3 separate regions of the Mus musculus genome follow, and regions 2 and 3 are each linked to region 1. A link is a loop called in an ENCODE intact Hi-C map of the cell type or tissue named here. Cell type or tissue: left cerebral cortex. All regions are shown on one strand.

Region 1 (8,000 bases):
CTAATTCTGTATAACAGTGGGGATGGAAATGACTTTATTGTGGTTGAATTAGTTAAAGGGTAAGTATATATCAGCTCAATGAAAAGAGAAAACAACACTGTATAAAAGTGAATGTTAATATTCAAATTCTACATGAAAGGCAGTATGTTGACTTACGCAGTGGTCAGCAGGAGGAGGAACTCAAGTTACTCAGTTTTTCATAACCTTTACTAGGTATCTTCAGTAAATACAGAACGATGCAGCTGCTTGTATGTACAGTTATATATGTGGGAACAGATCAGTTTTAGTTCATGGTAGATCTCCTATGACTCTCATACTTCAAATGTGTATTTCTTGAGGTTTGACACTAATTCTACACAAGTATTGTTAGGCCACTATGTGCTCAAACAAGTAGCTAGTCCAGTTTATCATATTAGTTATTTGATGAAATTACAATTAACTTAAGATTAATTGTGTGATGAATAGTTCAGGAACAATGGTGTGTAAATAAAAGGTTCTGAAAGTGCCAATGGACACATCTTCAGTAATTTGGACATTTATTTATCCACCCAGTGAATATTATTATATACTTATATAAATACACACACACACACACACAGACACACACACATACACACACACACACACACACACACACACACACACACACACACACACACCATAGACCCCAACTGAGTCTAGGCTAATATGAAAATGCAACACAAAACCATGACAATCAGTTTCCTTTGATGATCATGCACACATTTTAAGGAGTCTTAAACAGAAAGACAAATATGCATTATGTAGGAAATATGCATTAGAGCATGTTGTTGACACTTGAGAACACACCTTCCATGAGAAGTATTGCCATGCCAGTGTGATTAACCAAAGGAGAAGACAGTAGAAATGGGGAATTCTGTCTCCTTTTAGTTTGTCTTGCATCCAACTCTGTCTTCAGACACTAGAAGGATAGATTCACCTGAAAGTGTCATGTGTGATGTCTTGTTTACCATCCGTGTTCGTTCAGAAAGCAATGGCTTTTTTCTCCATTTCATTTCCTCTCTAGGTACTTACATTATGTGTTTGACTTGGGAAACGGTGCTAACCTCATCAAAGGGAGCTCAAACAAACCACTCAACGACAATCAGTGGCACAATGTGATGATTTCACGGGACACCAGCAATCTCCACACAGTAAAGATCGACACAAAAATCACAACACAAATCACTGCGGGAGCCAGAAATCTAGACCTCAAGAGTAAGTACTGTCTAAGCTGTAGTACCAGCATCTCTCCAACATCTGTACACGACCAAACAAAAACCTTTACTTAGGGCACATGCACATGCCTTCTGTAAAGGCTGACCAGACTTCCGGCCGTTGCACATGATTAATAATACAACACACCATTCTCTGTTCTTCCTTTAATGTAGCACGAACATATGTATTTTTAATAACAGTTCAAAAATGCAACACCTAAGAATGCATGCATAATTAAAAATTAAAAATGAGGAAATGTGCTCCTAATCCTGATATTGTTAGGAAAAGTAGACACCTGGAAGTTTCTTAAGCCCCAATCCTTTTCTACGAATCTGGAGTTAATAGAACCAGATACATATTGAACTTCTAGACCCTTTTAGTTTTATTCCCCTGTTTGGTTAGATTTCTTTGATGACTTCAGACCCTTCTGCCAATATCTCTGAGTGTGGCTTACCCTTTGTAATCTGTTTTAGTTTCATTTTCCTTACCACATCCCTAATACACACATGCACACGTACACACACACACACACACACACACACACACACACACACACACACACACACACATCTTCCTGTTACTTATCCCTCTATCTTTGTCATCTATCTATCTATCTATCTATCTATCTATCTATCTATCTATCTATCTATCTATCTTCCTATCTGTTTCTCTCTGTGTCACACACACACACACACACACACACACACACACACACACACACACACATCTTCCTGTTACTTATCCCTCTATCTTTGTCATCTATCTATCTCTATCTATCTATCTATCTATCTATCTATCTATCTATCTATCTATTTATCTATCTATCTATCTTCCTATCTGTTTCTCTCTGTGTCACACACACACACACACACACACACACACACACACACACACATATGAATGATGCTTAGTGAGCTGTTGGGAAAGGCTTAGCAGACATTTTTTCGTTATTGAGATTTCATTTTTCTAGTGCTTTAGAAGACAAGTTAGCAATAGGATAAAATAACATTAGATTCTACTTGCATGGCTCCAATGTGAGAACCATAGCCACATATCCTGTCATACGGATCCGGACAAAAAGACACTGGAGAAGCTGACATTGAACTGTCACTGAGAGGCTTGGACATCTCACCAAGGGATGGAGTAGCTTCTAGAGGGCAGAGGAGTAAACCCAGATTTAAGCACAGCTCCCTCTCTTCTCCCCTGCTTTGTCCTGGTGCGTGGCAAAGCCTCTCAGATATCATTACAGGCATATTTCCTTTTAAAAAACGGATTTATATTGATGGAGCCCGTTCATTTGATTCAAGAAATAAATGCATTGGAGAGTTACAGAAATGGAGAAGGAAAATCTAAGAGTTGTCATTCTAGAGGGAAAAAATGCCTTTTAAACAGGCTGAAATAAGAAAATATTTTGCTTTATGTAATTGTGGTTCATATTTACAATGCTGGATCCTAGTTTGTCACATGTAAAATATGTGTTAATGGTGTTTCCCTTCTTTCATAGGAAGCCCCTTGTTAAGTTCAAAGGGCTCTCTCTCTCTTTTGCAAACCTAACAGGAGACTCAAAGGAATGCAGTTTAATAAGCTTCTCTGTTTCTCTGTCTTCTCTGAGACAGAAGTGAGCTATGTATTTGGTATTCAGAGGATGCCCTCATTTGCATGGTGGACTCAGGAGGCCATTTCTAAGGAAAGGGGAAGCCTGAAGTTCAGTATACTGGCCAGGCCAACTATGAGCTAATAAAATAATGCCTGGTTTATGTCAGAGAGTTTTCAAGGCACATACATGATCCTCCTGAGAGACCTCAGAGGGCATGTCAGAGATTCAGATGACTAGAAGCATTGCTTGAAGGATTTAATACTTATAGTCACAGTTTGTCATCATGAACAATGAAATTCCATGGGCTGTGACTCTTCAGATGTTTGGAACAGCAATTCCTAAAAGCAAACATTTGCTTTTTATTTATTGCAATGGATATAAGCTTGATAGTATGCTACAAGAGGGTTCTTTCTGAGACGAGTGTGTGCCTGTACAAATCTTAGACACATTTTCTTAATACATGGACTACTTTTAGTACTGATGAAAAGAAAAGCATTTTCCATAATAAAGAAATGCCGAAACCATGAATTAATTACATGAAGAGTGGACAAAGTCAGATTTTAAGTTTAAGACTCTTACTAAATGTTTAAAAAAAAACCAAAAACTCAGTTTAAGTCAGAGGCTAATCCCCACGCTGAGTAGATGTGTGTGTTTGTTTGTGGCTGCATGGGCACATTCCCGTGTGTATGGCTGTGGGTTTGGACCCTAGAAAAGGGTGTTGGGTGTCTTAACTGTGGCATTCTTCATCATACTCCTTAGAGCCACAGTCTCTCGTTGGACCAGGAATCCCCAGCCATACTCCTGTTTTGTCTCTGCCTCTCTGCACTGATTTACAGGCATGTGCATGGCCACGAAGGCTGTTTGTGTGGATTCTGGGATACCAACTGGGGGTTTCATGCTTGTGTATGCAGTACTCTTACTTACAGATCTACCTCTTCAGGTTGACGTATTTATTTATTTATTTATTTAATCCAATAGTTATCCTGCTCAATTCTGTGAAGCCACTGTGCTTTCAGACCTCTCAGATGAGGTCACAAAACAAGAGCTGCTCCCTAAAATTAGGCTGAAGTTTCAGGTTATAAGTGGGTTTGTGACTTTTAATAGGAACAGCAATCCCAAGAAACACTCTGGAGGGAGAGCGTGATGTAACCCATCACATCCTTGCTCTGCAGGACTTCGGTGCTAGCCAGATGCTATTTACTGAGCACTGACTCCTGCTGAGGGTCCTGCCATGAAGTTACCATCCCAAGGAACACACTGCGTCTGAGCACTCACATGTAGGACATGACAGGGAGGAAAGCTATGGCACTGCGTGTGGGTACCGCAACTGGGCTGAGCATGAAGACTTTTTGAGAAAGCCTTGTTTAAAGGATACAGGAAGAACAAGTGAAAACAACCAATGGCTGCTCTTTCTTCCCTCGTGGGCAGCCACGGGAACTAAGGATGAGTTTATGGGTATGAGACATGCAGGGCTTCACACCTGGAACTGACTGTGCCTGCCAGTCACGTAGGAATACAGGAAGCAGGAGAATCACTGTATCTGAGTCAGTGGGTTTATTTTCATTGACATTCACCCTCTGAGAATTAAATGTATTCTGACTTATCCACACCCTGTTCAAATCCATGAAGAATCTTTACTTCTCTAAGGGAAAGCAGTCAGCTTAGCTACACTGCATGCCTGGTAGTTCCTGAAGTGCAGAATTCCGTGTTCTTCTTAGAATAACTCACCAAGGATGCCCAGGAACGACTAGAGATGTAGTCAGAGATCCTCACTACATGTCGTGAGCATCCTGAACCAAGGCACAATTTATGTTATACAATCTTTAACTCACTTTTTAATGGGTTTGACTTTGGTCAGTCCTCATCTGAAGTCACTTGGCTAAATCAAATTTCTGATGTTTTCACTTACATTACTATACCTAAAAGAACCACCAGAGGGCAGCATAGGGCCATGCACTGTTACACAGTGTTGGGGAGGGGATTAATTCGCTCCTCTAGTGCAGGCAAACAGAATGCCTTTGTTTCCAGAATGTAAAATTCACATTTAGCCTTGACAGCCATTCAGGCTTTTGTCCAAGACTGGGTTTTATCTTGTAATTGTGGAAATATGAAACCCAGACCTCTCTCCTCCCCACCTCGATTCATATGGAAATCGTCATGAACAAGCCTCTACCCAAGGAGAGTTCCAGAAAAGAAATTCCGTGCTGATGACCTTGTTCTAGCGATCTTTTCTCGCACTGCCCAAGTCTCCTGGGTGTATGCCTCTCCCTGCTGATACAATTTGTTTTCATCTTTATTCCCAGCTGCCGATGTCTATTCCCTTTGGCTATTAAGTACAAGCTGCAACACGCAAGGAAAGACACAACATTCATGTACTCTGGACTGATCTCATAGCATGACTCTATTTATTCTGGAACTTTTGAGTACTGACCCCTTTAGTGAAATAATGCAATCCCTCCGTGTGCTTGTCTTGTCCTAATTTGGCAACTTCTATGCTAAAATATATGGAAAGGGGCTGATATTTATTGAGTCCCTATTAAATACTCAATGGATTTAAATGAGGTTATTGTATGTAATCCTTATGAGTGTCCGGGATTTGAATTGAGGTCAGTCTTGCTTATTCATTTATGTAGTTCAAGAATAAAAATAGAACAGACGAATAGTTTTGGGTCTCCATCTTCCATGGGTGTCCTTATTTAAGAATTAAGTTAATCCATCAGCAAATTGAGGCTTTTAAAAATTTGATTGGGGCCCGACTATGGTCCTAGGTGTATAGCGGACAGTGCCCTCAGGTGGCCACTTAGCAAAATTACACCTTGTAACTCTGGCTACATCTAGGTCATCCAGGGGGTGAACACTTTGTCCCCTTCTCCTTTATCCCTCTTACAAATCCCAAATTAATTTCCTTCCTCATCTTTTAGCATTTTCCGTATCTCCATTCAAATCTTCGACTAAAGGTAGCTAACTGCCGGCTACTGAGTTTCCCTTGGCCAAGCGAGTAAAAGGCCCCCTAATCAGCCAGGACTTTCCATTCCAACGGATTCCATGTCTAAGTGGAGATTTGCATACATCCTATGCATGTTCTTTTCTTTTGTAACGCAGATCAGTTTGTTCCCTAGCGGATCTCTTTCTCTGGACCTGGACATGAGGCACACCGGCCTGATCTACCTTTTCACATTGTGCTTTGAAAAACATTTTATTGAATGTTGTCACTTCCAAAGTTTTGATCACATTTAAACATGTCTGAGCTTCATTGCTTGACATGTGTGACTTTGGGTAGCTCTTTTGTTCTTTCCTAGATCCTTTTGCTCAGAGAGGAAATGTTCAGATAAGAATTTGACTTATATTGACAGTGGAAGAAATTCTTGTTGGCCTCTTGGTCATGATGTAGTGAGATTTACTAACACGTTCTTAATTTGTGTGAGGTTATTTTAAGGATTATTTGAAAATTGAAGAGACAAGACACCTTTTCAGTGGCTAACCATGAGGGCCCTTAGAGGGGTAGGAATTTGTTGTAATTGCTGCACGGGATCTCCAGAAGACCTGGGTGTCCCTGGCACCTGCTCCCTCCCCCTAGTCCTGTTTCCCAAATATCATCATGCTTCTGAGACCTTCTTTCTTCCCTGCCTGCTGGCACTGCCCTGACGTAACATCTCATTACTGGCAGTGGTTCAGATTTGGAACTCTGCTTTATCTCACTGTCAAATTCCCCCAAACACGGGATTTAAACCCAATGAGTGGACCTGCCACTGTGGGCTCTAGAGTGCAGCAGGTGCTCTCCCAGCTGTGGTGGCTGCTCTCATTTTATAAATTGGCTATAAATGCCCAATTAGATCTTTCATGCATGCAGTACAAACCTCCTGAGAAGGGTGTTGCCCTTCTAAGGATCTCTATGTCTCAGAAGGAAGCAGGGTGCTTTGCTTCTCTGATCGAGCGGGGCTCTGCACAATCGGCAGAAGCTGGGGATGCTGTGGTTGGCAGTACACTTTAGTGATTTTTTTTTTTTTAGCTGCAGTGCAGCTGAGAATTGATGTTCAGTGGGGAAAGGGACTACTTTGGAGGCAAGGACCACAGCACAAAACAGTGACAATAAGGCAGTGAGTCTGACAATGTAATACTTGACAACTTTGTTATTCCCTTCCCCACACAAGAGTTACAGCACAGTCACTGCGAAGACAATTAGAGACATAAAACCATTGTTTCTTTTGAATCTATTGGATTCCCAGACTTTGCCAAAATCAGCCCAAACCTATCCTCTTGATTCTCAAATCTCCGACAGTTTGTTTTAATCCACTTTCGCCATCCCCACCTCTAGGAAGATACCCTTCCCGGATGCACACAGTTGTCTGTGATTTGTTTAACGTTCATTCTGAGTGTTCTTCTCTTAATGTTCATACTCCAGGCCAGCAAACACTATTGCAGCTTAAAGGTCTGTAGCCTGTACGTACAACTCTGTCTTGTTTAAATCCTCCATCTCTCTCTGCCTAGAGTGACATCCTCCGGATAAGTGACATATCCAGTCATGTGTCATGTGAATGTTCTCAAGATCCAGCCTCTTACTACCTGACTTTTTAAAATCAGTTATAAATGTATTTATTTTACGGGTGTGAGTGCTTCATGCACATTGATGTATGTGTGCCACTTGCATACTCTGTACATACAGAGCAGGGAGCCAGACCTCAGTGTCAGAAGAGGTAATTGGATTTCCTGGACAGACTCACTAATGGTTATGATCCATTATATGCATAAGAACCAAACCTAGGTCTATAAGTGTTTTTAACCCCTGAGCCATCTTCCCTGTCCCCTAATTCATCATTTACATGGACCAGGGGAAGCAAATTTTATCGTTGATATCAGCCTCAATAGATTGCTACTGAGGGCCCAAAACAGCAACTGAGAAGCATTCCGAAACATTTGTGGATTTACGAGCAGAGAACTCGAGAGTGGCAAGTCTAGATGTGAGATGGAGATGAGCCACAGGTAGCCACAGACTGTATTCGAGTTTCTGGTAATGTTCACCCCAACTAGGGCAGCTGCTTTTCATTTCATCACCAAATTCCATTATAATTTTACACAGGTCAACCCATCTGGACGTCTTAATTTCTTACTAGTTGCTAAGACATCAAAAGCTAACAACCCTAGTTTATCTGTAGGAGGTGCCTTCTCC
Region 2 (8,000 bases), 1.6 Mb after region 1:
CATGAAACAAGGGAAAGAAGGAAAGGTAATCAAACTTCAACATGTCTGCTCCTCAATAGACACATCTACAAAAATAAAAAGCAAGCTAAAACTCAGGAAAGGGTGTTGTCAAGGTATGTATCTGGCAGTGAGTTCATATCCAGAAAACATTAAGAATACCCATAAATGAACATTGAAGAATGTATAACATGGTCTGGAGAGATGGCTCAGCTGTTAAGAGCACTCGTTGCTCCTCTGAAGGACCTGAGTTCAGTTCTCAGCACCTGCATCAGCAACTCACAGTTGCTGTGATTCCAGTTCCAAGGTGGTGGGATACCCTGTCATGACCTCAGTGGGCCCCTGCCCACATAACCACATTGTGTGTGTGTGTGTGTGTGTGTGTGTGTGTGTGTGTGTGTGTGTGTGTGTGTTTTGCTGGTGATCGAACCTTTGCACATGTTACACAACTGCTCTACCACTGAACAATAGTCCACCATTTCATTGATGCAGTGGTTCACTGGTATATAGACTGACCTTTAATATGTGGTCCTCCTGTCTCTGCCTCCCAAAGGCTGGAAGGCAACTACAGGGAATACCAGCATGCCCAGCTGTGAATGCTAAAACACAAACAGATTAAGGCTGAGTACTAAACTGTTTTATTGTTGATGAACTGGTCTGTATCAGGTCGGCTCTTTGGAATGTAATGACAAATCCTCTGCAGGCTGATTTCACAAATGATTTTTTAAAAGTTAATCTTTGTGTTCTCAAACAATGTGTGTTCCATGTTTGTTCTTCTAGAATCACTGAACCAGTTTATTTAAGGACATCCCATAATTCTCTCTCTCCTTTCTCTCTAGAACGCATCATTCAGAAGTTATCCCACTATAGTTATCATGTGAGACCAAGACCACATGTGCTCCCAAATGCCTGTTTCAAATCCATGTTAGAATAATAATTTTGCTGTGGACTGCTGGTTGCTCAGTAAGAGAGTTGGTACTGTCGAATCAATAGGCTCTAGATTCACCCTGTAGACAAATCTCTGGGTAGGTCTGTAAGGCCATTTCTAGTCTGAGTGAATTGATGTTTAAAACCCCTCTCTAACTACGGGTGAAGCCATCCAATGGGCCAGAATCTGGGACTAAGTAAAAGGAGAAAGCAAACTGAATACATCCTCTGTCTCTCTCTCTCTCTCTCTCTCTCTCTCTCTCTCTCTCTGTCTCTCTGTCTCTCTGTCTCTCTCTGTGTCTCTGTGGTGTCTCTGTGTCTCTGTCTCTCTCTCTCTCTCTGTCTCTCTGTCTCTCTGTCTCTCTGTCTCTCTCTGTGTCTCTGTGGTGTCTCTGTGTCTCTGTCTCTCTCTGTCTCTCTCTGTCTCTCTCTGTCTCTCTGTCTCTCTGTCTCTCTATCTGTCTGTCTCTCTCTCTCTCTCTCTCTCTCTCTCTCTCTCTCTCTCTCTCCCTCTCTCTCTCCCTCTCTCTCTCTTCTTCCTGATGCAGATGCAGTGTCTCCTGCTCATGACACCACATGGGCCTTCCACCACCATAACAGACTGTATTCCCAAATTTGTGCTTCTTCCCTTAAAGTGTTTCAAGTCAAGTATTTCTCACAGCAAGAAGAAAAAGTAAAAGGTTGTCCAGTATGCCCCAGGACCATGAAGAAAACTCCAAATATTGTACATAATAATTTTCCTCACTATAAAATTCTGGGTTTGCTGTCTGTCTCCTTGACACTTGGAAGATATCAATTCACTGCCTTACCACATCGAGCGCAGCTTTATCAGGGATGATTGTAATCTGATTTTCTTGTTCCTTTGGGTAATATGCTTTTTATCTTTGAAAGCTTGTAAAATTTCCTCTTTTTCTTTGATATTCTTTAATGTTGCTGAAGAATGTCTCTGTGTGAGGTCACCTCCCCTGCCTAGCTTTCTCTGTGTCCTTTCAGTACAGGGTCCCTTTTCTCCTTCTGTAATCTTCTTACATGAATACTATAGCTACTTCAACCCTCCGTACCCTTCTCCAGTGCCTTCTAACCAAGTTTCTCCTTCCAGAATCTCAGACATTTAGCATGCTCTTTGGCTGTCAACATTTTAATAGGCCGCTTGTCCACACTTTAAAAAAAAAAAAAAAAAAAAAAAAAAAAAAAAACCTGTGTAAATTACATGTAGCTATCCAGTGTCTGTAGTTGGTGTTTCTTTGTGTTTCTCTTCAATTTGTTTTTTGATGGTCTCTTACCTCTTTAAAGATAATTGCTAGGCTTATTTTTTAATTGTGTTCATTTCTTTTCCTCTTGTTTACCTTGTTCGGTTTAATGTATTTCTCCCAAAGAATTTCCCCTCCTCGAATGTCGAGCTATTTTTTTTCTTATTAGCTAATCTTTTACTCCCCTAGGACTATCAACTGCTTTCACAAATAGTATCTCGTTACTTTGGCCTTTTTTCTTCTTCCAGTGAATTGAAGGAAGATGGCCTCAAGGTCACAAAGGTACAATTTTCCTATCCCCAGGCCACCATTGCCCAGCACTGCCCTGGCCTGCCTCATGCTGATGTCTTCTCATGCTTTCAGAAATACAAGCAGACTCTTTGAAGATGGATGTTGAATGGAAGGTGGAGGCAGACTAACAGAATGCTCAGGGCTATCCAGCTGTCTTGATCCTGGCCTCTCCTCTTGGCTGGCCTGGCCCCCGGTGCCCATCGACTGCATCCTGCTACCGCTGCTTTCCTTCCCAAGAAACAGGCAACACCCAAAAGTAACCAACAGGGAAGAAAGAACATACCAGAAAGCTTCCTCAGCCAATCCCTGCATGTCCCTGGCTTCCTCGTCTTCAAACTGACGTTTCTCTCAACCAACCATCTTCCTGAGAATGCTAATACTTTTCTTAGTTAATGAAAAAAAATCTCATTGTTGAGTTTAGAAAGGAAAGAGAAATGCCATGCAAAGATGTGGTCATGTGCAACTTTACAAACACTAAGGCTGCACAGCAAATACCTAGCTAAGAATCCTTTGATTAAATAAGATAGAGGACGTGTGAGTAAGTGGAGTCACATCACATCCAGGCTCTCATCTCAGGCGCCCAGCTGTCCTGGCCATCTTTGAACCAAAAAGAGCTTCTCAGAAATGATTAAATTTTATTGAAGCTCACAAGGGATGGTAGAGAGAGAATATTTGACTACTTTTGACAATTATTCGAAAGCACTAACCCGAGGGAGGACAGAATATGAAATCATGGACATAAGCCCTTCTGAATGCAGTCCCTATCTAGTTCATCCTTTGTCCTTTAAAAGATTATTTAATTATTCTGTGCACATGAGTACTTTGTTCACACGTGCACAGTATGCATGCAGCGCCTATAGAGACTAGAAGGGGGCATCAGATCCCCTAGAACCAGAGTTACAGAACTGGTGGGCGACTGGTGGGCGCTGGGAAGTGACCCTGAGTCCTCTGCAAAATCAAGCTGCTCTTAAGAGCAAAGTTACCTCCCCAGCCTCTTCACTTTTTTCCTTCAAGTCACCCACAACACACTCTCTCTGTCTCTCCTCCTCTCCCTCTCCCTTCGCCCCCTTCCTTCTTTCTCTTCCTTTGCCTTCCCTTCTCTAAACTATCAGCTCCTGCCCAGCTTGGACGTTATTTTCTGCTGCAGTGCAAGGATCCATACAACAGTAACATAAGGCACTTTGATAAGTTTTGAGACCAGAAAAGTCATCCTTGTATTGCTTCAGTCAATTCTGAATAATCCATAAGTAATCTAAGATAAAGCGAGACACTTCTTGTGCCTCACTTAGGGAAATTCTGGACTAGAGAAGAAAGAACCAAGTTCCTTTTCTGTGCCAACAGCAGCTCAACATCTCCGCATAATCATTTCAGCCTTCTGGAGATATTATATTTCTCTTAGTAAAACAGCATCAATTATTAAGGGAAATCATTTTCTGGGTAAATGGATAGGGATGTTCTACAAGCAAAGCCCTTGGATTGAGTGTGAGATAAAATCACTGTTTATACTAATTGTACAGATATCATAAGACCTACACTAAGTCTCTCTGGGATTTAAAACCATTATCATGAGTTCTTGAAGGCTTCTTCTGAAGGCTGAAAACAATTAACGCTGACCAATCAACAACACTAAGACCCTTCCTAGTGACAATGGGCATTTCCTACTGTTCCACCTTTCCATTGTCACAGTCCTGAGTGTACACACATTTAGACATGAACACGTCACGTGAGCCTTTTTCTCTCTTAGCTTTCAACCATCTTCTCTACTCTTTGCCTACAGCAAAGTCCCATATCCACACTTCTCCAAATGGGAAAAAAAAATGTCTTTTACGAAAATTCTATTCGCCTGACTTGAAAAGTGAATTATTTAATGTAGACAATGGCCAACTGAGTATGTTTGGTGCCCTCAGATCAAAGACTTTCTCAGTCACAGACAAAACAAGAACAGACTGTGGAGACAACTGGCCCAGATCCTAACAGATTCGGTCTTCTCCGGTTTTGCAGGTGAAGCTATTGGCATCCCAAGAAGTTCTCTGCCTTACCAAACACAAGACAAGAAAGTGTGGGCAGGTGCACTAGAATGTGGGTCTTATGTTCCTGCTTTCTATACCATAGGCATTTAGCCCATGCCCTTATGTTCTCAACCCATCACATTCTCTGTGAACAGGTCAGGAAGATACTAAAGTCCCCAAGCTTTATTACTTCAAATCTCATCGACCATCTCGTTTCACAACTCCAATAAACTTCCCAATTTCACTCTCCGGGTTTCAACCACCTAGAGTTGACTATGCCATCCTCTGGCAGTGGGCAGATCACCAAGCAAGTACAAGGTCACCATCTAGTGGTAAATGCAGTAACGGCAGGTTACCCAGCATACCCTTGATTCTTCCACACCTCCTAATTCCATCCCTAAATGCACTTATGCCAGACAGCTTATTTTCAGCAAATTTCCAAAAATAAATTTCAAAGCTAATCAAGATTTTCCTATTATATAAGACATGAAGTAAGTTTAAATTATTTTTAAATGTAGGCGTTTACTAAGCCAGTGATCTTCCTGGTATTGCAGTAGATTGCAAGAGTTCTTAGCAGCGTTGTGCTTCCAGATAGATCGCATTGCAGATAGTTAAAGCAAGTCAGGGCTGTAGGTAAATGTTAATGTGTTTTCATTAAAGTGGCTCTAGAGTCAACATCAGCAAGGTCTTGGGAAATACACTCCAGGGAAATTGGGGCAAGCACATGAAGGGGTTCTGGGGAAAGGTAGAGAGGGAAGACGTGACTCTGATCAAAACACGTTGTGCACATGTTTTCATGTTTCTAAAATTAATAAATTCTGGTTCTTCTCTCAAACAATTATTTACTAAACACCTGCTTACTCTAGGGTATGGACAATAATATGACTATTTGTTACATACACACACACATACACACATGCACACACACCTTGGGAACATAACGGAAAGACTGTTCCATTGTGAGACAGAGGTTGCTGAAGATTATTGGTAAACAGTATCTTGAGGACATGATAAGAACTCACAGTAGCTATGGTCATCTACACATAACTCACACAAGATTGAGCCAGTCAACACAAGAGCATGGGTGAGAAAGTATTCACAGTTATTGTCAGTTCATGACTGCTAAGCGAGGGTCCGTTTTCTTTGAAGGTGTGGTCCCAGGAAAGTTGTCCATGTTGTGGTGATGGCCCAACATATGTGCACAGATGAGCAGCACTGGCTGCATGCTGTGGGTTATTACAACATGGAAGAAGAGAAAAATAAGAAACATTGACAGCTTTTGTGCAACCCCTTTCTAAGGAGCTTGCTACTGAGAGTTTGACCATGCTTCAATGAGTATATAGATAACACAGATGGGGCCTGATTTCTCCCTTGAGAGGGGTGCATGAATGAGAGGGTCCACCTGGGAGGAGTGTGATCTGGGTGCATTATATGAAGTTCCTAAATCATTGATAAGAACATTATGTTGCAGGGAGGGAAATTGGGGCAAGCACATGAAGGGGTTCTGGGGAAAGGTAGAGAGGGAAGACGTGACTCTGATCAAAACAGGTTGTGCACATGTTTTCATGTCTCAGACAGAAAGTAAAACATTATAATACAAAAATAGCAGGAAAATCAAGAGTGATCATATATATTTTAGTGATAATGAACATTTCCTATTCCTCTTCTTGTGGTCTCAAACCTGTGTGCATACGCGTGCAGGAACATATACACATCACAGCAGTGGGCAGGGCTCTAGACCTTTCTATGATCCCATACCTGTGTGCACACATGTGCAGAAACATATGCACAGCACAGCAGTGCACAGGGCTCTTTTCTTTCTGCTGCTAACCACCCTCCTCTGTTCTCTGTCTACAGGAAGAATCATGCAGTTCTCGCAGTAGGACAGATGGATTTTACAAAGACTCCATTCTTCTGTTCCCAGATAATACCTGAACAGCCTTCTACCAACCTTGCTTCTACTCAGTTTGTCTATGGGAAACTTCCCTAGTCTCTTGTTTCACATTTTCAACTACCTAGAAGATGGCACCTCCTGCAGCTTCAGCCGCTGCATGGAAATCAGGGGTGAGCAACTTGACCTCCAAACTCTCCTTCTTTCTCTTTGTTCATGGCCTTGAGGTGCCACACTCAGCAGCAACTCTAACTTCTTCTTTCCCAGTGTCCTCTCTCTAATCAGACCCAAGGGTGGCCAGGTCTGCACAGGCCTCATAATCCCACCCACACCCAATCCCCTCCCCCTACTACAGTGCTCCAAACCCCACTTCTCTGATCATAGTGGACCCTGGATTCCAGTAAGTATGTGTTCTCAACATGTTTGGTGAAAGTCTCTTAGACAAGGTGTTGAGTGAGTTCTGAGACTGAAGTGACAGAGATCGCCAGATAGCGGCCTTTTGAAAAGCCATGGTTTCCAAGTGAGTGGACAGAGAGGAAATTAAAAATGGATGTTTAAAACATCCCAAAGACTAACCGAGCACTCTTACCCTTTATTTTACACAATCAGAGTCTCTGTCCCTATTCCATAAGTGAGTTCTAGCAAAACTCAGAGACCCTGCGACCAGCTTTCCACAGGTAGATTTCAAATGTAGGAAAGACAAATACCTGTTTCTTTCAACCTCAGGTCTTACTTAAGTCGTCAAAGTCATTTTTATAAATTAGCAACTTTTAAACTTTTGAGGAGAAAGAGAGTTAATTAAGCAAAATAAAAAATGGTACATGTGTCTGGCCATAGCTGAAACTGTGAAACAAAACCAGCTTTTGTTAGTAGGAGGCAAATTAGCAATGTGTCTCTGTTTTGATCATTTTGCAAGAAACCTAAAATTTTAAATTATGCTTATTATAGATGGGAGAATTAGATCATCAAGTTGACGCTTGCAAAGCCAAAAAAGCAATTAGTAAGTCATAGCCATAATATTAATTTCTGATTTATAAGGTTTTATATGATTGATTGAGCCACTCTTTTTTATGGGTTGTTTGCACAATAGTCCCCTATGGGCTAGGCATGGGGGGACTTGGGAGTATAGAAATATAGTTTCATAATTGTCCTCACGAAATATGCCCTCTATCATAACAAGAATTTGTAAGAATCATAAGAAATGAGAGATTTAGACAGAAAATCAGATGCAGTTCTATGTGGAAGGGTCTGTGGAACAGGGATGGTGGGAGTCAGACAGACCTCACTGATGGTGCTCGGCTGGGATTTGGATGCTCAGTGTGGGTTTTATGAGAGCTTCCACTGGAGTTGGAGAATCCCAGCCAGAAAGGAAGACATGCTCCCAGAGTGTGGCACTCCCCACTGAAGCAACTTCCAACACATGGGATATACAGAGCCCCAACGATAGACAACAGAGAATGAACATGCTCTGAAATGATCACAATTATCAACACAGTGGCACATTTTCACAAGATGAGCAGATGCTGGGCAGTTTCCTTGCCAGCTTGGACATGCACTCAAATGACCAAGGATCATATGTACAATATGGGCAAACATATGTACGAATCTACTCCGAACACATAACCATTCCACAGC
Region 3 (8,000 bases), 130 kb after region 1:
ACCTGTCTGGTTACATGAACAGTGTATGATCTAGAATGATAGGCAGGCTTTTTTCCCCTGTCCCTCACCCCCCCCCCCCACTGGGGACACAAAGCTTTCCAGAAAGATGTTCAGTTTCATGGAAATGTCATCGTCCTCGTCATTGTTGTTGTTGTTGTTGTTGTTGTTGGGGACAGTAGGTCTTAGAATGTTTGGCCCTGATTCTATTTCCCTTATGAAATTGGGTGAGAACCCGTCATTAGAAGAGGAGAGATCACAGAGGGACAAGTCCATATCTCAAGAATTCTTTGATATCCCAATTTATTTACTGAAAGACAGTTAATTCACATCACTTCTCTTTCTCTTCTCACCCTCTTTTGTTCCCTGCTTCCCTCTTCTACCTCTTCCTTGGCTGCTCATCCTGTTGCCTTCCTAGACTTTCAGTTCCCCTGACTTACACTGGTTCCTAGGAGTCACAGTGTTGTAATGGGAAGGAGGGCTCTTTGTTATAAATAATGTGAGCAGTAAGCAGATCAACGGAACTGACGCTGAGTGGACGGTGTCAAGCCTTTTTTAGCAGTTTGGTTTTGAACACCCGGTAGAACAAGTTTGGCCCAATAAAAAAAAGCAGAATTCCTTCCCTTTTAAGAGCTCTAAAGACACTGGTTACTTTTATGCAGAGGGGTAGGGGACAGTGCTTTTTGCCCAAGTGATTCAGAGGGAAGGATCACCTGGCTGAGAAGGGAGCGTTGCCTTTTAGGTGTTTCCCGCATCGCGTCCACGTGCCTCTATGATGTGTGGAGAATGCCAGGGAGAGGCAAAGCGGGCGGGTTTTTTTCGGAAAGCTAGACCAGCCTCCCTCCTTACATAGGCTCGTCCTCTGCATTGCATCCGAGCTTCGGTGATTTGCTGTTTGGAGACTGCAGATTTGCATAGAGCCCCTTGCTTCACCAGCGTGTGTGGTTTTTCAGTTCTTTTATTTATTTTTTCTTTCTATTTTTCTTTCCTTTTCTTTCTTTCTTTTTCTTTTCTTTTTTTAAAATTTTCTCCTCTTCCGCTCTTTCATCTGCCCCTGCTTTTCCTCCGCTCGCTTTCCCCAGTTCGATCCCTGCTGTCTTCACGAGGGTGCCCACTTCCCTCTGAACCCATCGTCGGGCGTAGTGTCAGGAGGCGGCGGACTCGGAGATTGCCTCTGGAGCAGGCGATGCGCGCCGCTGCTCTGCGCGCTGCCCGGGTGAGGCTGGCGGGAGCTGGAGAGCTGGCCAGGGCTGAATGGAGGGACAGGGTGCCTTGCGTCCATGGGGTCTGCTTCTTTCCTGAAAGGAGGCTGGACCGGCGAAGTGGTCTCCCAGTTCCCCGCGCACAATGCTAAATGGATTTACCTAGTGGATTCCCGGTGGATGGCTGTCATGTAGAAGTGAAGACCCTCCGGGAGGAGCTTTAAACAATTTCCAGGCTCCCCAACCCCGGCACACACTCTCGCCCGAAACTCTTGGGGAGTATCTCTGGAGAACCTGGAGCCCTGCAAACCTGGAAGCAGCCACCCTTTCTGCGCTTGCTGTTCTTCGGGTCTGCTTTTCCGGACAAGTCCTCCGGCCAGCTACATTCACCTCGGCTATGTTTCGGATTGTTTGGGGTACTGTTGTAGGGCACTGCAGACTCCAGGACCCTGAGAAGACTGTCCGAAGGAGGGAGAGGATGGCTGCCCTGGCGCGGTAAGGCGGCCAATCCAGCAGCCAACCGCGAGCCGCCCGATCCCCGGCTTCCTCTTCTCTTCTTGTGCCCCAAACTTTGCCTCCCGCGGCGGCTGCCCCTTGGCGGGCGCCCCGCCATGTACCAGAGGATGCTTCGGTGCGGCGCCGATCTGGGATCGCCCGGGGGCGGCAGTGGCGGCGGCGCAGGGGGGCGCCTGGCCCTGATCTGGATAGTCCCGCTCACCCTCAGCGGCCTCCTAGGAGTGGCCTGGGGGGCATCCAGTTTGGGAGCGCACCACATCCACCATTTCCATGGCAGCAGCAAGCATCATTCAGTGCCTATTGCAATCTACAGGTCACCAGCATCCTTGCGAGGCGGACACGGTGGGTCTGCAATGCCAAGTTCTTGCGGGTTATCCTCTTGCTTCCCCTCTTCAACCCTGCACTTGATCGCGGCGTCTCGGCCCTTAAGGCTCTAAGATGTGGGAGCCAGAGAAAAGGGAGGTGCATTTAGGTGTGCTTGTTGGGAGCCACTTATCTCTTTGAAGACAATAGAAAGGGATGGGTGAAGGCAGCGCGGGTGTTTGTGGTGAGGGGTGGGAGGGGCGTGCCTTGCCGAGGTGCCGGGAGATGTGGGCATCTAATACAGGACCAGCCTGGGCAGGGAGCCTGGCCCCGCTGAAAGGGGGTGTCTCTCGCCAGAAGGTCACTCAGTGGCCAGATGGGGCGCCGCGCTCCACAGAGGTAACTGAGGGAGAGAGATGAGGGCTCTGCAGAACCTTTTGTCTGTGCAGCGCTGCCCCACCTCCAGACCATCTTTCCTGGCCCGAGCAGTGAGCATTCGAACCTGTGCATCTCTCCAAAGCGCTGCTTCCAGACTGCAGTGCCAGGAAAGAGGTCCCGGGACTAGGCACCCACTCAACAGGAGGCCATTCCCTCTTACCCCACGTGTGTCTTACTTGGATAAGGCAGCAGTACAGTGAGCTACCTACCCTCTCTGATCTTCGTCAGTCCCTACTGGACACAGAGCTCCTCCTGGAAACCATCCTTTCTCCACCACACACACACACACACACACACACACACACACACACACACACACACACACACACACACACACGGCCGAATTATTCTCTAGATGCAATGGGAGTGGTCTGAGACTTCACAGACCCCCATCTCCCTGAAGATTGGTCTCCTGAACACCGCCAGTCTAGCTCCCTCCTCTGTGCAATTCTTTCCATGGAGTGCAGGCTTCCTGGACTAAGCCAGGAGTTCTGCCTGGAAGAAGAGAAATTTCAGGAAAAGGGACCTATTTTCCAGTTTGTTAGGGAAGATCTGAGTGTAGAGAAATGCCTTGTGAGCCAGTATCCTCTTATGTTTAGATGAAAGCTATATCAGATTCACCGAATTGCCAAAAATAAAATAACAAAATCAGCCAGGTTTCCCGCCCCCCCCCCCTTTCTCAGTGCCTGTGAGGCTTTTTTCTTTGTCTCTTCTGAGTGTAAGACCTACTCATTTACCCAGCAGGCTGGACGCTGTGATCACTTTCTTTGGCTGTTCTTCCATTTCTTTCTTGCAGTCAATTCACCTTTGAGACTCTGCTCCTTGGATCCTCTACTCCCTCTCATGTATTTCCCCTCCCAGGGGCAACTGTTAGTACTATGATGTCGGGCCCTTCTCCTGGGATAGACTTCCTACCTCGGGACTCCTGTGGGCTAGGCATGAAAAGCTACAGCATGATCTAATGAACAGAGACAGGTCACCCTGGCAACCCCTCACTGGGAGTGGAATAGTGACACACTTTACATTGGCTCCAAATAATTGATTGTTTACCTCACCTGGTTCTTGAAGGAATTCCTTTAGAGACACCTAGTAAAACCCGAACCAGGGCTTTCTATAATATCAGAGGGCAGATCCCTGGGAAACCATAGAGTTCCAGGTGCTCTTCCCTCTGACTCCCTAGATTCTGGGGAGCATACTGCTACCTTACCTGAGTGTAGCCCTCAACCACTGCTCTGCCTTTGTGCAGAATTATACCACTCCTGTGGGAGGAAGGAGAGCCAGGGCACAGGAGGGCCAGACAGAGCGTGGGTGGGTGGGAGTGGTGTACCAGATGGGGGTATGTGAGGGTGTGGGATGGCTAATTGTAGCAGTGGGGCGCTATGAGCTAATTATCTCATATGCACATAAGTTTCTTGTGGGTCTGACTCTGCAGAGTGACCCAGTGGTAAGGTCTGAGAATGTGGACAGGGCTTGTGGAGGTGACAGGACAAAAAGGGCCCCTGTAGCAATTTGACACTCCTTTACAAATGTAGCTTCTACCCCAGGCAGATGCCCTCTGCTGGTCTTTGGTAACATTTATTTCCCTCCAGAATAGACTGATTGTCTGTATGTGAATGAAAAATCAGGCTCATCTATCATTGAAAAGGAGAAATCAAGATGGGCAGGTAGAGACAGTGAATGGGCCACAGTAGGCATTATTCTTTAGGGTCAGAGAACTTTCTTTCTTTCAGAGAATGCTATTTATGTGGCCACATTTGTTTGTAAAACCTCCCTCCATTCCTACATACTCACCAGTCAGAATTTAAGGTCCTAAATAAAATACAGGTGTGAAGTTTTCACATGTCTCCCCTCCCTTCTCTAGAAAAGAGACAATTCTATAGAGAGCAAGCTAAGAACATTAGGCTGAAAAAATCGGTGTCTGAGGGTGGTGCACTCCGAAACCAGGGTGTGCAAGGAGAGCAGAGGGCCCCAGAGCAGGGCTCGTAGGGTGGGAGCTTGAGAGAAACCTAATAGAAAGAGGTGAAGTCGAATTTGTTGGGTCAATAAGCTTGATGAATATTTAGCTAATTATTAGGACAAAGGGCTCACAAGGAAAGAATTGCTGAGCCTAATGGATGAGAGAGAAAGCAAAGCAAAAAGGTAAATGACAGTGTGATGAATTCCTACTAGGAAATGAAGGCAAGTTAAAAAGGAGGCTTCATTTAAAATCTGTGACTCTTGCAAATGTGCATGTGTGGATAAATACATGAGCCTGTTTGGTTGTCTTAGAGTTTCCGAGAAGCATAAGACTGTTTGTTTTTTAATAAGGAGTACGTACATATATGTTAAGTGTATGTAAGGAAAGGAAAGCTTGGGTAGCATATTCTAAGGGAGAAAATTTAGTCTCTTATGTTTTAGAAACTGCTGGATCCAGGTTCATTCTTCTTCATGTTTTTTCATGCTATGCTTCATTTGCACTATTATGAGGTGTCACTTACAAGGTTTGCGGGTGCAGAGGGAGCTCATGTCTACCACACATGTCTTTGTGTAAGCTGACCCAATTGCAAAGATTGTGGTGAGGATTTTCTTAAGTGCATATATATGAGAAGCAGATTTGGAGACAGTTTCTGCCTCTCCCCTCCCCAATTTTGTATGAATTTAAAAACATAGATGGTGAAACAACTTCTGTATAAATTTTTTTTTTTTTAGTTAAGTCAGTGGAGAACTATGTAACTGTAAATGATAAGAAGCAAGGCTGCTTATAATTAAAGCCAACTGGAGTCCAGAATAGACCCGTGTGCTCAGCCAGTACTGCTTTTGTGCTGTGCCATATGTGTGGAGCAGAGAATGATGTCAGTGCTATGCTCAGGTTCCCTGCTCAGCTCCCAGCATTCCTAAGCACCAATGTTCTGCATACTTTAGAAAATTAGCTTAAAGCCTCTCAATATTTTCAGAAGATACAGAAAGGAGAAAACATTCACAGATCTTAGCAACTAAAGTCAGTTCATCTCTTCCCGCAAATATGAACTCTGGAAATTATATTACTGTGATGAGCTTATACTATTAAAGAGCAAAATGGTTTCTTCAAGGGGAGAAGTGAACGAATTTTAAAGCTAGGTTTGTGTTTAAGGGAACTCAATGACATTAAATAAAGATAAAATTCATAGCTGGAATTTGTAACATATTCTTCCAAAGTACTTTCAAGGCATATGACAAAGTTCTAAAGGGAGCTTAAATATCTTTTGTGTGTGTGTGTGTGTGTGTGTGTGTGTGTGTGTGTGCGAGGCTACTGAGACATGTCGTGTCAAAGATGGGCCAAGAAATAGAGCCAATCTCTGATCAGAGTGAAAAAGAGATTACAGTCAGAGATTTGTGACCCCATAGCCCAAAGTGATTGTATGATCTCAGAGGTAGAGAGTGTTCTCCATGTGGCTTCATGGGGTCTTTTGGAGTAGAATTCATTATGAATAATCCAGCCACCAGTTTTGTGTCTAGTCTATCTTAACACCTCTGTGTGCTGCATGTAGACACACTCAGTTGGTGCCCCACTGGTGTCATCAATAACTCTGTTGTGGACTGTAACATGCTTGTTGATAGAAACTTTCTGACTTATTTTCGATCACAACCAAGAGAATTGATTAGCAAATCTTCACTATGTTCTGCCTGGGTGAAGATCGCTCTGGTTATTGATTACTATAGGTGACTGGAGACATTTAACTCTGAATGTTTGGAACAGGTTTTGTTACTCCACACTTGGGCTGTTGACATTGTAAGCAAAGACATCACTGATATGTTCTGAAGAAGATGGTCAGTGAATAGTGTTGAAACACATTTTTGAAACATTTATGTTCTAAATAATCCTGACAGCCTAGAGAAATTTTGAGTTTGTCCCAAAAGAGTAATATATTTATGCTTTAGATTGTTTACCTATTTGCTGAGTACATATGCCATAAATGAAAAAGTATCTATGTTTGTTTGTGTACCAGGTACCATTAAGGGCTACAGTGTAAGGGAATATATGGGGGGGGAGGGGCCAGCTAGGAGGAGCCAGAGCACTTAAAGTCCAATCATCATGTTTATACCTTAGCTCTAAAAGTCCATACTTTCAGAAAATATCAATCTTTAGAAAAATAAATATAATTTCTCTTAGAAAACAGGTAATCTCCAAACACAATGATAAACAAAATCCTACAAAGTTTATCCATATGTAGTAGTCATCTGGACTACACCATAAAATGGTCAAATAAAAGTATGAAACTGAATTTTATCACCACTATCTTCTATTGCCTTAAATATTAATATTCCAGGAAGATTTCTTTGCACAATTCCCCTTTGTCAAGTTGATGCTTTTATTTCTTGTAGCATAAACACAAGTTTTATTTTTCAGATACACACTGGACTTGTTTTATAGGCGTACTTAAGATGGAAGATTCATTGGTTGAAATGAACACTGATGTGAGATAGGCAGCTCAGTCTGGTGGTGATAATCCTCAGAACGAGATTCGTGGGGAAATTTAGCCATTGCCACTTACAGGAATCGTATAAATTTACAAAGCTGTTTTTTGTTAACTTATGAAATGAAAATACAATAAATTACAACACCAGGAACAACAAATAAGATCACGAACTTTATCCTATGCAAACTCTAGAAGATTATACTATTTCACAATTAAGAGCCTAGTAAATAGTCGCTGTGCATAAAGGCAATCAACTGACTGAGTTCTAGGCCTGAGCCTGCCAGGTATGAACTGAATGACCTCTGGAATTGACTATTTCTTTAAACGTTAGCCTCTTTCAACTCTAAGGTCGGATGAGAACATCACTTCTCACTTAACATTGTGACAACAGAGATCTAAGTAGCTTGAGTGGACCAGATCGACAGGGTCATGCAAATAGGGAAAATGGAGGTTGAATCCATGTCTTTCAATGCATCTTCCTCCATGTCAAATATGTTTCCTTGAAGCTCTTGGGAGGTCATGGGCAGACCTGGTCTAGTTCATTTACACTTTTACCTGTTTAGTTGATCATCAGAGCTTTAAGCTTAGGTGTTTAACTAAGATTAGGCATATCTCTCAGAATGGATTACATCATTTCTTGTATAGAAAAGTGACTAGCCACCCTCCCTCTACTTTTACCTACACTAATAGTTAGCCATCAGAGACCCAAATATTGCTATACCTTGTATTTCTCTTTTATGAAAAGCACATATTTTAATATGTTAACAATCTCAGCAGCATACAGCTTGCTTTTATTGTTTAGTCAATCAAAAGACTATAAGACTGCTTGTCAAAGAGCTCCATAATGGTATATTCTCAGTGTCAACAACATAAGAATCTTTTTAATTCTTCATGCTCTGCTTGTCTTTTGAAGAGTTTTATTGATTCTAGGCATGCTTGCCCTACTTTTTCTGTTGCTATGATGAAATACCCTGACAATTGCAACTCATGGGACAGGGCTTACAGTTTGAGAAAAAGTTCATCATAGCAAAGATTCCTGGCCAGAGTAGATTAAGAGGTTGAACCAGTTACATCCACACTGGATGCTGGTGCTCAGCCAACTTTGCTT

What was found. A loop is a pair of places that touch in the nucleus more often than their neighbours do. Peaks named below come from ENCODE experiments on the same cell type or tissue, not always from the same donor. Only the 100,000 strongest peaks of a DNase experiment are listed, where the experiment ranks them.
Region 2: a loop joins it to region 1, with 6 times the contacts of the local background. A loop is called at or near these places in 12 of 42 quality-filtered maps.
Region 3: a loop joins it to region 1, with 4 times the contacts of the local background. A loop is called at or near these places in 4 of 42 quality-filtered maps.

What each region holds. Positions count from the first base shown.
Region 1 is chr17:90,581,907-90,589,906 of GRCm38, reverse strand. It overlaps Nrxn1 (neurexin I), which reads left to right. Exons shown (of 23, transcript NM_020252.3): 14 at 1-59; 15 at 1,046-1,236. Among named protein-coding and RNA genes, the nearest start is that of Gm32337, 120 kb to the right of the region's middle. In left cerebral cortex, CTCF peaks have their summits at 4,767 (motif pointing right) and 5,632 (motif pointing left); DNase peaks (open chromatin) are centred at 4,310, 4,790, 5,587 and 6,588; H3K4me3 peaks cover 446 bases; H3K27ac peaks cover 3,406 bases.
Region 2 is chr17:88,951,020-88,959,019 of GRCm38, reverse strand. No RefSeq gene overlaps it. Among named protein-coding and RNA genes, the nearest start is that of Lhcgr, 160 kb to the right of the region's middle. In left cerebral cortex, a CTCF peak has its summit at 4,802 (motif pointing left); DNase peaks (open chromatin) are centred at 4,799 and 7,807; H3K27ac peaks cover 582 bases.
Region 3 is chr17:90,448,863-90,456,862 of GRCm38, reverse strand. The region is part of intron 17 of Nrxn1 (neurexin I); the gene reads left to right. Among named protein-coding and RNA genes, the nearest start is that of Gm32337, 9.1 kb to the left of the region's middle. In left cerebral cortex, CTCF peaks have their summits at 2,395 and 4,015 (motif pointing left); DNase peaks (open chromatin) are centred at 3,967, 4,997, 5,261, 5,867 and 6 more places; H3K4me3 peaks cover 5,741 bases; H3K27ac peaks cover 5,144 bases.